Regions from separate parts of the Homo sapiens genome. Here region 1 is linked to region 2. Evidence: read pairs that join two places in POLR2A ChIA-PET (ENCODE). Cell type or tissue: MCF 10A. All regions are shown on one strand. Each heading gives the region's core, and the rest is flanking DNA. Links, peaks and the distances in the headings are about the cores only.

Region 1 (4,405 bases), core at 131-4,130, 220 kb after region 2:
TTACAGATGTGAGCCACTACACCTGGCCAACAACACAGACTTCTTAAAAAAATCATGACAATAATTTTGGGTGCTTCTTAAAAGCACCCAAAGCTTTACTGCTAATGCATGGTAGCTTAAAACTTCACATAATAAGAAAGAACCAGTGGCCAATGGAATCTACTGTTAAAGGTACCCAATCAAGTAAGGAAAAGTTGGTCCTAAAAGCAAGCAGCCCTGTAAAAGCTGCTCTGTCCAATATGGTAATCACTAGCCATTTGTGTTTCCATTTAAATTTCAAGTAATTAATATCAAGTAAAATTTAAAATTCAGTTCCTTAGTCACACTAGCCACGTTGTGAGTGTGCAACAGGTAAAGCTAGTGGCACAGACATAGAACATTTCCATCAGCACAGAAATCTCTATTGGACAGTGCCAGATTAGGGTGTTCTCTGCATTGTAAAAGCATCCCCTTGCCAAGTTAAAGAAAACAACAACAAAACTCTAGAGAAGAAATGAAACCCCAGTTTCATTTCTGGAGAGGAAAGAAAACTCATGTGTGGCATGAGTTTATATTCAAGAAGGTGCAGCATTATTACCTATTTTACTAGTAATAATGACACACATTATAGTATACAATCCAGTTCCAATAAAATTAATTTCTCATCTTACTAAAAGCTTGCTGCTCCACATTATGAGACAATTTACCCAAATATAGACATTTACCCAAAAATATTAAGTAGCTTGTGAATACTTTTTAAAATTTCCTTTAATTAAAGTGGTCACAAACTCAAACCCTTCATTCTCCCTCTGAGATTTCTGTGTCATCTTTTGTTCACATTGTTATTCACATGTTTATTATGTACTTATTTTGATTTTCTAGATAAATAAAATGGCTTCAAATCTATAATTCTGATAAAATTAGCCATCAATTAATTTATTTATTAAACCCATGCAATATGCTAGATTAGATGCTTTGCTATGTAATTCCTACAATAAATCCTAGCAATCACAAAGATTACAGTTAGTGAGACGACATGCACACAGGTAAAAAGTGTTTTTAAAAAATACATACATACAACCAAAACAGTAAGTCACTGCTACATGGAAACTGATTGGTCCTTTTTCCTTTTTTTTTTTTTGCCTTGACTGCCAGGAAGCAGTTTCAAATCTATAGCTGGATTTTAAGTTTCATTAATTCATGTTCCCACATATGGTTCTGTATTTTCACTTCCCCCTTTTAACTGACATACTGTCTTATGTGATCTCTACTGTAAGCCTTCTCATCATTTTGGAAACAGACCAAATATAATATATATGATAAGGAATCAAAAGTAAATACAGTAGTGTTGAATATTGCATAACAAAAAGGTTTTTAAATAGGGAATGGTATCAATATGAAGTGTTAGGGAGACCCAGCCATGAAAAGGATAGCAGGGTCAGAGAAGGAGGATGTATTGCAGCTGGTTTAATGGAGAATGGTATGAAGGAGGTGCAGTTTGAATTGGGTCATGGAGGACAGATGGATTGCAAATAGCTGGGGCAAAAGCACAGGAAGGCATTCTAAACGAGCCAGGCATGGAGACAAGAATGTCTCCCACAAGGGAGTTGTAGTAGCTCAATCAGACTGGGATTTGAGATTTCATGTGGCAGAGTGGTAGGTGATAAAGGTGAAAAGACTGATCATAGTAAAATGCGGAGTCTGTAAATCCAGCACTCATGATAAGTTTGGACATCATGTCAACAGTGGACAGCCATAAATGACTGCAAGCATCGGTGTGGTATAATGAAGGTGACGTTTTTGTAAAATGACTCTGGTGAAGGTACAGAAGGTAATGAAAAGTAGCCAGTCTAGTTGAGCAGAAAAGAGTTCAGATGTAATTGCATCATGGTCCAGATGTGAAATGAAGACAATGCGAAGTGGCATTGTGGATCGAAACATACATGCACAAAATGACAGAATTTTAGAATTTGAAGGGATCATCATGGTTACCAGGCTGGCCTCCAATTCCTCTTTTGTAATATTAATAGAAATTAAGGGCTAACAAGTTTAAAATGTTATCCATCTTTTTACATAGTTACTGCCCAAAGTGAATATTTTGAAATGTATCATTAAAGAAGAATAGATAAGATTATGTGATTCACCATGGACTATTGTCATGAGAGGAAAAATGTGTTTAGATGATTCTGTTAGCACTGAGACAAATCAGGATATCTGAAAGGAGGTCTTTGTTGAAAAACAGAAATATGCATTCATAACTTGCTTTTCTAAAATTGGAATGTAATGATTCTTAAATATGCACAGACACAAATTTTTCTTTAACAGTCAAGAAAATGCACGCAGGTGATAATCAGATCAGTTTTGGTTATAGTACAAAGGTTTAATGCCTCCGTGATCCCTTTCAACTTGAAAGCATTCTAGAGCAATTGGTGATTAATATCAGTATAACAGTCATTTATAAAATTATTATTTATTTGATATACATCTAATCAAAGCATAAGATTTATTTTTATTATTATTATTATACTTTAAGTTTTAGGGTACATGTGCACAATGTGCAGGTTAGTTACATATGTATACATGTGCCATGCTGGTGCGCTGCACCCACTAACTCGTTGTCTAGCATTAGGTTTAAAAGATCAGATTGTCTCGGCACCATGTTAATATCTTTTTCTGTTGGCATTAGTATTAGTTTTGCTTGTGTATTTGTTTAGGAGATAGCTTCACAAGTTGGTGATTGATATTCTACCATGTATGAAGTCATGCGTGGAATTCAGAATCCCCAGCTTGTAAAATTGCATTATGATCATCTTTAGTGGGAAATTGTTCTCAGAATACTGAGCAAAGGATGATACCAAAATGGCAGCTATTATTCATTCTTAAGCATATGAAATGCTTTCAGGTTCAACCCAAAATTACATACATTTTAAATGCTTACTAAAAGAGTCTTTTCCCTCCTCCATCTATTAACTGCAATCAAAAAACTTCGGTTTTAACTGAACATGATTTCATATTATTTATTAAAATTTAAGGCAAGGTGCACCAAGTACCCTTGAATTATGAAAAGCTTCATGATGTGGGATATTCTTTCAGTTAACGGCAGGGTTGGCTACACTTTTAAGGGGTTCAAAGTAGGAACAGCTGCAATAGTGAGCTGCATCTGGAAAGTCCAGTAATTTGAAAAACCACCTGTTTATGTATCCTGCCCACTCAAGTCCATAAAATAACAGACACTTTCATATTCCAAATGAAACTGCTTTTTAGTTTGCCCTACTTTTAAACATAACTCTTTGTGATGGAATGACCAGAAACAGCTGGTCTCTAAGAGGACAGGGCTATGTGCGCTCACCTGCGGGGTTGGACCTTCCATAATCCCCCTGGCTGTGGGGAAAGTTGAGGGCTGCTGTCTTTATACAAAGATGGTTTATTCCAAGATACACACACTCTTCTTCCACACCCTGGAGACCTTGCATATTTAGTATCTTCTTTACCATAATCTGAGGCCCTAGAGAAAAAGATTTGCAAACTATACTTGTTTTAAAACAACTTTCTAAAAAAGACACTCTCAGCCCCTAGAAATTATGCCTAACACATAGATGCTCAGAGGCAACCTGTTGTAGTGCAAGAGGATTGTGCCAAGATTAGAAAACAAATATTTGCAACTTTTGTAACTGTCTTCTCTAAAACTTGAATGTGGTGATTCTAAAGTAAAGACCGACACAAAATTCTTTTTCTTTAGCAGTCAGGAAAAGGCATGCATGAAGTAATCAGATCAGGTGTGGTTTCAGCATAATGGCCTAATGCTTTCATGATCTCTTTCAACTGGAAAGCGTTCTAGTCCCACTGGACACCAAGGAGGAAGAAGGGACGGAAAATATTAGGCCCATAGGTTTATCTTCCTCAGTAGTCCACGAGATTTGAGCTTATATGTAGGGAGCAAAATTGTTTGTCTAAAAGCAGTTAATAAATGCCCCAAAAAGGCTGGGCGCAGTGACTCACTCCTGTAATCCCAGCACTTTGGGAGCTCAAGATTGGTGGATCATGAGGTTAGGAGAGCAAGATCATCCTGGCCAACACGGTGAAACCCCATCTCTATGAAAAATACAAAAATTAGCTGGGTGTGGTAGCGCGTGTTTAATCCCAGCTACTGGGGAAGCTGAGGCAGGAGAATGGCTTGAACCCAGGAGGCCAAGATTGCAGTGAGCCAAGATTGCGCCACTGCACTCCAGCCTGGTGACACAGCGAGACTCCGTCTCAAAAAATAAAATAAATAAAATAAAATAAAATAAAATAAAATAAAATAAAATAAAATAAAATAAAATAAAATAAAAATAAAATGAACGCCCCAAAAATATTTTGGGCAAACTATTTTGTGTTTCTTTTCTTTATTTATTTATTTCTTTTGAGACAAAATCTTGCTCTGTTG
Region 2 (4,405 bases), core at 274-4,273:
GGCGCCCACCACCACGCCCGGCTAATGTTTGTATTTTTGTAGAGACAGGGTTTCACCATGTTGGCCAGGCTGGTCTCGAACTCCTGACCTCAGGTGATCTGCCCTTGGCCTCCCAAAGTGCTGGGATTACAGGAGTGAGCCACCGCCTCCAGCCTAAATGAACCACTTCTGAGACTGCAAAAATTGTCTCACTGTTTTTATGCGTTATGACACAGTATTTTTCAGAAGGACAATTATTAAAAGGCATGAAAAGACTATTTGAAAAGGTTAAAGAAATAGGTTTGTTTTAATAAGGAGAGAATGATAAACAGCCAATATGAATGTTTACATGTATGAGAGAATACAGGGAATTAAAGCAGATGTTTTTGTTTTCAACTGATATAAAAAATTAGGAGTTAGTCTTTCATTTTAAAATGGAGGCATATGTTTGACTTAGAGAAAGTGTTGACTGTAGAATGTTACTAAAGGAGTTTGTAGAATCTCCTTTTTCAGATATTTTTAAAGAATAGAAAATGGTATCGCTTGACTTGGGCAGATTCTTGCCTAATGTGTCCTTTCTAAAATACAACCACAGACATCAGTATCATTTATGGTAGAGAATGGGGAGGCTTACTCTCCGAATTCATGCAACAAACATTTATGGAGCCTCATGATGTACCAGGCACTAGGAATTAAACTTCCAATTCAATGTCCCCATGCAAACAGATCTTCAGATAGATAGGCAGATAGACAGTGGAAAGGGAATGTGGTAAATGCCATGTAGGGAAGGGGAAAGACTGGCCCAGTAATTATGACCACCTTTAACTGAGTCCAGGCACTGTCAGGCAGTGTCCAGGCACAGTGTCAAGCACTCCATGTACATTATTTTATTTAGTGCTCACAACAACCCTATGGAATATATACTATCATTTGCCAGCTATTATCCATGAAGAAACTAAGGTTAAGGAGAGATTAAATAACTTGCCCAAGATCACGCAGACAGCAAATTGCAGAGATTGTTTTGACTGTAGAGTTGAAGTTCTTAAACCCTGGGCCAGCCAGTCAGAATCTGAGAGGAGACAAGTAAGGTTGGTGAGGGGAATGGGAATTGAAAGGGATGAGGAAAGCCTTCTGAAGGAGAAGCCATTTCAATGGAGTTTTGAATGAGCAGGAGTTGGCCAGGTGTATTTTATCCGGGGGGCTGGTAGTGGAGGAGAAGACATGTTTGCCAGATAAAGCAGCTGTGGAAGGGACTGAATTTCAGTCACTTGTTATTTAGCTAAAGACATGGTCATTCTAAAGTCCCTACCGAGTTCTTGCACACTGATACCAGGGTTTTCAATGAGTAGTGCTCAGTTTATAAGAGTTAAGAAGTCACCATTTTTTTTTCTTAGTCCAAATGAAAATAGTGCTTCATCTGAGATCTGCGTATGAATGGCTCTGCCTGTCTTTGGTCAACCCATTTTCCACTCCCTTTACTTGTCCCTTCTTTCCCTCCGGCCTCTAACTCTCTTAGTCCTTCCTTCTTTTCTCTGAAATGAAGCTCTCTCCTACCCATAGAGAACACTTCCTCCTCTGGTTCACCAGGAAGTTTTTTTGGGCACAGCTTCATGGCCTCTCACAGTGATGGATCCTTATTTAAAGCCTGAAATCGATTTCCCCATGGCATCACAATATCTATGGCCATGCTTCCCTCTCAAACATGTGCATTTACTTTTTTTTGGAAGGAGAGAGGAGCAAAATTCATAATTCTTTTCTTCTTTCAGGCCTTTTAATAGTTCCAGTTCTTCTCTGGTCAATCAATCCCCATTTAGTGGAGGCTTAAGCTCCCTCCAGCCTGATTCTCTTTTATACGGCTGCCTTTCTGATGTCGTATATCGGTACAAACAAATAAACATAAAGAGGTTTGGTTTTTCTTTTTTCAGTTTGTTTCTTCTCAGGAAAATAAATTCTATTTAATTTTTCTGACTCCAATATACTCTTGCATGTCATAGAATCTTGTTTTATAATCAGCTATTGGAACTTTAGTAGGTCTACAAACAACCATTTCCTTTCCTAACTAAAATCAGAACCAATTGAAAAAGAGAAGAGGAGTCAGACCACTGCCTCACAGACAGTGGATTTTAAAATGTGGCTTTAGATCTGCAGTCGTCACTGGCCTCCAACACGTAACTCCTGAAAGAGACTGTCAGAGCAGTGATGCCAACGCAGACCCGGGGAATGACAGGACTTCCCCAGACAGTCCCCACCGGGCAGAGTCTGCCCGGTGAGCTCATTCCCTCTAAGGAGGAGTGAATCAGGACAGCTAGAGCTGGGACTGACATGTTGAAGCAAGTTTCTGCACACAGAAATAGGAGGCCAGGGTAAAGGAAAATCCTCCATGTTGAGATGTGGAAAGAAACCTGATTTTTGTTTGTCTCCCTTTATAACATTAATTCCCATTCCTTTCAGATTAGACTTTCATGTGTTATTTGTCGTTTACATAATGCTTTTGAATACAATTATTTAAACCTTTTTCTGTCTGTCTCACATTTCTCGGATGAGATATTCTCACTTTCCTCTTAAGGGTATTTTATTGTTCTTGTGTAACTACTGTCAAAAAATAAAAATTTCAACAAATTTAGTTTAATGATCTAAACTATTAGTGATTCATTAATCAGACGGTATCCCATCTATGAAACAGAAAAGCACGCTAGTAAGCTGAGGAGAGGCAGTGGGCTTTATAGGCAGAAAAGCCTGAAGAAAGCAGAAACAGGAACAGAAAGCCGATTGGTTGTTTCAAAGTTACTTTCTTTAAAAGGATAAAGCAGAGCCAGGGGACTTTCTTATTATGTCAGCTCAGGTTGACTGGGCCCCTTTTAATTGATTGCTGTGAATCTGTTTTTTGTTGTTGTTGTTTTGTGTTTTTTTGGGGGTTTTTTTGTTTGTTTTCTAACTGGCTGATTTTAAAGTCCAGTTTGGGGACCTAGCACTAGTGATTCCATTCTGGTTTGGTCTGTTCTTCTGGGCCTAGTGCAAGAGCTTAGTCCAAAACAATAGCCTCCCATAAATTTAACACTACTCTCAGTAAAAATAACCATTGGTATTTTTATAGCATGGCTTTTAATAATGCCTATATTCTCATATTTGCAAAGTGCATTTTCCTGAGCTGATTTTATCAGTGGCTTTACTTCCAAAATAATTTCCTTTTAGGACAATATCAGAACGGCACATACAAGTGTCCCCAAGTCATATTTGGAATAAGATCACTTGGGAACACAAGTCAAAGAAGGTATGTAACCAACTCACCTCATCTAATGGAACAGGTTTCCCTGGGCAAGCATAAGATTATTGTACATTGTTCAAAGATTTCAAGACAGATAGCGTAGATTTCAAGAATGCCAAACATAAGGCAGAGAGGAGTCTACTGGGATATTTTCCCGAATTGTGGCTTGTATCTCTCTCTGGTCTATTAGAAGACCTCCTGCATACCCCTAACAAGAGAAAAAATGACAGATGAAAGAAAGAGAGAGAGAGAGACTTTCTTGTAATTAATCTAATAGGCATTTTTAAAATTGAACACTTGGACTTCCTCCAACTGGCATCTTTAAAACACCCATTGATTAACAGGCAAATGGGATGAGTGAATTCATTATAAGAAGTGAATCCTTTGCGTCCACCAGATTCTTCTGCCTTCATTGTCATCAAAGTTCTTGGGCTCACTCACTGGCTATCATCCCTCTCACTCATCTCTAAAATGGTTTCAACATCCCCTCTGTGCGGTCCAGTTTCTCACCTAATTTGCATTAGGCTGATTCATTCATTCCTCAGCAGGGTTACTTGATGTGCTTTCTTCCCAGTGGCATCCATGTGTAAAGCTGTCTCTCACTGGCTCTTATCACAGTCAGATTCAAAATGCTCATTTCAGAAAGACTGCAAGTCTTAATAGAAGGTATAGAATTTAACAACATGAACACAGTGAAAGTTTAAGAATGGTTTCTGGAATACCTGAAATCTATTCTGCTTATATTAAAATGGCTTTCGGCAGAGGGTGAAAAACCCTGCCGGCAATCAGAGCATTCTGTGACATTCAAGTCTGCCCAGAGTCAGCAGCCAAGCAGCGTGCTCTCTGATCTACAGATTTGCATTGTTCACTAACCTTCCTGTGCCAAAAACACTCAGTTGCTCCCTTTCACCAGCCTCTAAGGTCACAAGACAGACAGTTCTTTCTTGATTACTCAAACAAATACACGTCTGATTCAGAGCGGGGAAAAAAGAGTTGCCAACAGTCAAGGCTTAGAAAGGCCAGGGCTGCTTGCACTTAGAAGCCAGCCTGATGAATCACCACATCCATGACTAATTGTGGGGTTCAAGTGTGCCCAGTTATAGAGCCTGTTTTTTAGAAAGGAAAATGCTAAAGAAGACACATAGAAATGTGGAAGAAAAC

Evidence for each region. ChIA-PET counts read pairs that join two places held together with the same protein. Peaks named below come from ENCODE experiments on the same cell type or tissue, not always from the same donor. Only the 100,000 strongest peaks of a DNase experiment are listed, where the experiment ranks them.
Region 1: POLR2A ChIA-PET joins it to region 2 with 5 read pairs; 5 of 35 experiments call an interaction of 5 or more read pairs at or near these places.

The regions. Positions count from the first base shown.
Region 1 is chr7:116,529,102-116,533,506 of GRCh38, forward strand. All of the region lies in intron 2 of CAV1 (caveolin 1), which reads left to right. Among named protein-coding and RNA genes, the nearest start is that of CAV1, 6.3 kb to the left of the region's middle. In MCF 10A, for the core only: no CTCF peak of the experiment used is centred there; no DNase peak of the experiment used is centred there.
Region 2 is chr7:116,313,261-116,317,665 of GRCh38, forward strand. It overlaps LOC105375463 (a long non-coding RNA gene), which reads left to right. Exons shown (of 7, transcript XR_001745336.2): 4 at 3,172-3,250. Among named protein-coding and RNA genes, the nearest start is that of TES, 100 kb to the left of the region's middle. RefSeq lists enhancers at 3,879-3,958, 4,059-4,208. In MCF 10A, for the core only: no CTCF peak of the experiment used is centred there; DNase peaks (open chromatin) are centred at 2,261, 3,761 and 4,221.